Linked DNA regions of Homo sapiens: region 2 is linked to region 1. A link is an interaction called in ENCODE POLR2A ChIA-PET data of the cell type or tissue named here. Cell type or tissue: GM12878. All regions are shown on one strand.

The links. ChIA-PET counts read pairs that join two places held together with the same protein. Peaks named below come from ENCODE experiments on the same cell type or tissue, not always from the same donor. Only the 100,000 strongest peaks of a DNase experiment are listed, where the experiment ranks them.
Region 2: POLR2A ChIA-PET joins it to region 1 with 7 read pairs; 3 of 35 experiments call an interaction of 5 or more read pairs at or near these places.

Annotation. Positions count from the first base shown.
Region 1 is chr6:157,556,495-157,558,994 of GRCh38, forward strand. All of the region lies in intron 2 of ZDHHC14 (zDHHC palmitoyltransferase 14), which reads left to right. Among named protein-coding and RNA genes, the nearest start is that of MIR3692, 29 kb to the left of the region's middle. RefSeq lists enhancers at 217-526, 225-1,010. In GM12878, no CTCF peak of the experiment used is centred here; a DNase peak (open chromatin) is centred at 1,187; H3K27ac peaks cover 881 bases.
Region 2 is chr6:157,497,975-157,500,474 of GRCh38, forward strand. The region is part of intron 1 of ZDHHC14 (zDHHC palmitoyltransferase 14); the gene reads left to right. Among named protein-coding and RNA genes, the nearest start is that of MIR3692, 30 kb to the right of the region's middle. In GM12878, no CTCF peak of the experiment used is centred here; a DNase peak (open chromatin) is centred at 1,007.

The DNA.
Region 1 (2,500 bases):
ATGCCCTCACTGTGCTGTTTGGTAGGGGTTAAGGCAGTGCCAGGGGATGGAGCTCCTGTCGCCAGCAGGCGGAACGGGTCTCGAATCCAGGCAGTCAAACAAGGTTTGAAAGGAATACAAATGCCTACCCTAATTGACAGCACAGTCAGGAGCACGTACAGAGTGAGACTGAACAAGAAAGCCAGAGATGGAGTCCAGGGAGACAGCTCAGAGCCGAGGCCCCGGGGCTGGAACAGGGGACACGAGGCTGGTGTTGAAGCAAAGGCTGGAGCAGAGTGACAGGTGGGGACAGAAAGGGGAAGAGATGGCTGCCACCAGCTGAAGGACAGGCCCGGGCGGGTTCCAGGCGAGCTGAAGAGTGCTGACTCTGGTGGAGAAGCCAGTGAGAGGTGGGGCTGATGAGGAGGAAGAGTTGCGGGCACTGAGGGGCTCGGGTTAGAGATGAGGCCAGGCCTGTATCAGGGAACTGGAGCGCAGAGGGATCCCTCCAAGAGACACTGAGGGAGGACTCAGTCCTCTTTCTCCACGAGGGAAAGGCCGAGAGCCTGGACCAGACCATGCCACTCCGGGCTGTGTCCTGGGGAGGCCGCTCAGCCCTCCAGCTGCAGTCACCTTCTCTGAACCAGGGGCAAAATAGCACCACCTGAACTGCCGGGCTGCTCGGAGAATGACATGAAATATTGCACCTGCGGGCCTAGCACAGCCTCTCGCACGCTGTAGCAGGAGAGGAGGATTTGCTAGTGGTGACTAGGTCAGGGCAGAGTGGGAAATTGCAGCCAAATTAAACAGAGGGGCAGGGCCAGCACCACGGGCGGGCAGAGGACCTGTGCCAGGCTGGTGGCTCTGGGAGGGTTCTGCCAGGCGTCAGGATTGGTAGGGGTGCCTGTTCTGATAGAAGGGAAAAGAAACTTGACTTTTGCCATGTTAGGATTTTAGTCTCCAATGGCTCATCCTATAATATATATGGATTTTATAGACATGGACAGAAAGTGCACAGTTGATTTTCACATTCGGCAGAGGTGAGTCGTTGGTTAGATGTGTCCAGCATGCGTTAGATGGAAGAATGAGATGAAAACAAAACGTTATTTTAGGGGCAAGACTTTGGTTGTCCTTATTTGCAAATTTAGCTCTAAGAATAACTTCAAGACAAGGAAGGGGTTTGTGGTCCACCTCTTGTCAGCTGGGTCCATTGCTATCTGCAGACTTCCTCGTTTCATTTCTGTAACCACTGAGAGGAGTGTGAGCAATAGATGGCTCTCAGCTCAGTGCTCCCAAGCAAATAGACTAGCAAAGGAATGGCGGCCACTCCCCTGTGGGAGGCCCATGCTGTGCAATCCGGGCAGAGTACTGGGGACTGCTCTCACTTCCGTCACCCTTATTGGGATAAATAGTGAATTTCCCCTGATTTCCAATGAATGATTTTGATTGGCCAAGCCAGCGCTGTCCAGTAGTCTATAATGTGAGCCACACATGCAAGCCACACATGGTAAATTTTCCAGCAGCCACTGTATAATAGTAAAAAGAAGCAGGTGAAGTTCACTTTAATAGTATGTTTTATTTAGCCCAGTTATTGGGAGTATGATCATTTGAAAAGTAATCAATATGTAAAGATATTTAAAGTATTGAGATATGTTACATTCTCTTTTTTTGTACTAAATCTTTGAGATCTAGCCACAATATGTGTGCCCAAGAGCCCCCTGCAGACAGTGGCCAGCACCTTGGACAGCATAGATCTAAACTCCTCAACCGACATGCTGCCATTCCCAGAAATGGCTGATAATTACTCTGAGCCAGGTGACATTCATGTCCCCCTGATCCCCTTTTGACAGATGCCTGGTATTCTGATGGTTCATTTCTGACCTGGCTAGTCTGCATTACACAGGGAAACTGTTCAAGAGCCATGGATCACCCAGAGCGCCCACAGGTAGGCCGTTCAGTGACAAGAGTAGCCAATCGAGAGGGCTGACACCCAGCTGTTACCAAGTCTAGAGGAAAACAAAACTAATGACTCTGGTGCAAACATGGAATCCAATTTTGTGGAGAGGAGGAATTTCTAATATAAGAAAAGCAATGGCCCATCAGTAAAGAAAGATTGGATTCAGGCAAAAGCAATGAAAGACTCAGAATTGTGTTTTTGGTTTTATGTCTTCTGTTTGGGATCCTCATTTCAGGCCCTTATGATTCTGTTTTTCCACTTGACAGTGCACAGGGTGGTTGTAAGGAGTCATTACTAAAACAAAAATGATTGGGATGGCATTTTGCAAAAATCACCAAGTGAACTTTGGTGGTAAAAAAAAAAAAGCAAACAAACAATAAAACAAAGTTCAAGTAATGTAGATCAGAGATTCCTCTTCCCTGCTGTAGGAACTTTCTAGGGGAGAAGCATCTGGAAGCAGGACTTGCAGGCACAGCTGCTCAGCCCCCAACCTCGGAGGGTGGATTTCCCCCCAGCTCTCTAATACAAATGAAAGTGAGCCCTTTGAGTCTAATCACACTTCCC
Region 2 (2,500 bases), 59 kb before region 1:
TAAGGGCAACAGGAGGAACAGGAGCTTTCCATAATCCCTTAACGTGGAAAACTCTGCTTTTCTTCATCTGGAACCTGGAATAATATTTGTCTTGCCTCCTGAACTTGTTACATGAAAATGCTTTGAAAACTAAAATGATGCACTATGAATGGAGGACATGTTAGCAATAAAGAGCCGGGGGGCTGGGTGCAGTGGCTCATGCCTGTAATTCCAGCAGTTTGGGAGGCTTAGGTGGGCGGATCTCTTAAGGCCAGGAGTTCGAGACCAGCCTGGACAACATAGTGAGACCACATCTCAAAAAAAAAAAAAAATTCAGAGAAGTGAGAGGCAGATGTAGACTTGGAGAGTGGAAGGTAGAGCGCAGCCCTTACAGTGGATATAATTTTGACATTTGTGGCTGAGGAGAGTGTCCAGGAAGAATGAATAGGATGAGCAGAGGTGGAAAAGTGTAAATTGGGGAAAGAGAATATTGATCAAATTGATGAGTTTGGCTGATATGGTGAGTTACTGTGTATCTTTCAGCCGGTATTTGGAGGCAAGTCCAAATCAGTGACTCGAGGGATTTGGTGCAGAACAGTAGGTACTGTTAGACAGATATTATTATCATTGCACTGATATTATTATTTGTGGAAGGTCTTTGAGATAAACATGATCTCTTCAGTATCTTTGTAAACATCTGTCCCATTGAACAGGGAGAAAACATATTTTTGAAACAGATGTTAGCACCTTATTCATACTGTCTCTTGTCCTGCTTTATTTCTTTTCATGTAAAAAAGTTAAAATAGAAAACAGCAAATTCAGATAAAGGTGGTAGTATATCCAGAGAATAGTGCAAAAACATCTGTCAAGCTAAACTTGGGACTTTATTAATAGGTTAAAGCCGCCTATGGCTGTTATCTGTTTCCATTGCATTGAGTTCAGTGGTTGTTATGCTGGAACAGCTGAGCAGATTTTTACCTCCTGTGCTTAATATTAATTTGATTCATATGGGTTCTTAATAGCTCTGGTGAAGTGGAACTGTGTTTGACACTACTTTTGTTTGTGGTTAGATGATGTATTCAGTTCTGAAACTTGAAGAGAAAAAAAAAAAGAAAATGCTGATAACCTGCCCAGTTTTAATCCCATTTGCCCCCTGTAGCTCATAAAACTCTTGTAGCTAAACTTCCACTGGGGATCAGAGAACACTTTTGGTGTGTCGGCACTGCTGTTTCATCTTTTGCTGTGGAGCTGTGTTTTAGTCTGTTTAGGCTGGCAAAATACCCTAGATTGGGTAGCTTAAAAACAGACTTCTTGGAGTTCTGGAGGCTGGAAAGTCCAAGATCAAGAGTCCAGCAGATCAGGTATCTTGTGAGGGTGGCTTCCTGGTTTGCGGGTGGTGCCTTCTCCTTGTGTCCTCGTGTGGCTGAGGGAGCCAGCCCCAGGCTCTTCCTCTTCTTCTAAGGACACTAATCCCATCATGGGGCCCCACACTTATGATCTCATTTAACTTGTGTCACCTCTCAAAGCCCCCCACCCCGATATCATCCCATTGGAAGTTAGGGTTTCAACATATATATGAATTTTGGGGAACCCATTCGCTCCATAGCAAACAGCATTTGGTTTGAGACCGTCAGTCCAGAACCTGCCTCACCAAAAGGGTTTTGTTACTGCCATTCCCCATGGACTTCTTTACAAGGGATGCTCCTGGGATGACAGCAACATGACGATGGTGTTCCATGTCACAGGATGAGCAAGTTTTTGCTACTTGGATCACCCTATGCATATAAGCAACCACCTGCTTATCATAATGGTCTAAAATATTTCACTTGAAGAAGTAGGGATGTGTTTGAATTTTATAACTCTTAGGTCTTCAGCTCACAGGAGACAAATCGATTGATTGATTCATTCATTCATTCAACGAATATTTGCTGAGGACTGAGGAATATTCTAGGTGCTAAATAATTTAGCCATGAATGAGACAAAATCCCTGCCTTCAAGGGGCTTATGTTCTAGTAGGGATGTCTGACAATGAGGAAGTCCACAAATATATGTATAACATAATATCAGATTATTATGACTGATAGAAGAAAATTAAGAAGGGTGAAGCAGTAGACCATGACTTGAGGAGATGAGGCTGTGTTAGATTAGTTAGTCAGGGAAGGCATATATTTGAAGAGGTGACACTGAGCAGAAATCTGAAAGAAGGGATTGAGACTTGAATATATGAGGGAAGAGCATTCCAGGGAGAGGGAACAGCTAGTGCAAAGGCCCTGAGGTGGGGATGAACTTTGCATGTTTGAGGCATGGGAAGAAGATCAACGTCACTGGAGTGCAGTGGAGAACAAGAGAGTGAGTGGGAGGAAGAGGATGCCACTGAGAGAGCTAGGGGCCAGATCAGGTAGGGCCTTAAAGACCATGGTGGGGACATTAGGTTTTGTTCTTAGTATAACTGGAAGTCATTTTTAAAAGATTACTCTAGCTGCTGTGTAGAGAGTGGGACGTAAGGGGGCAGGAGAGGAAA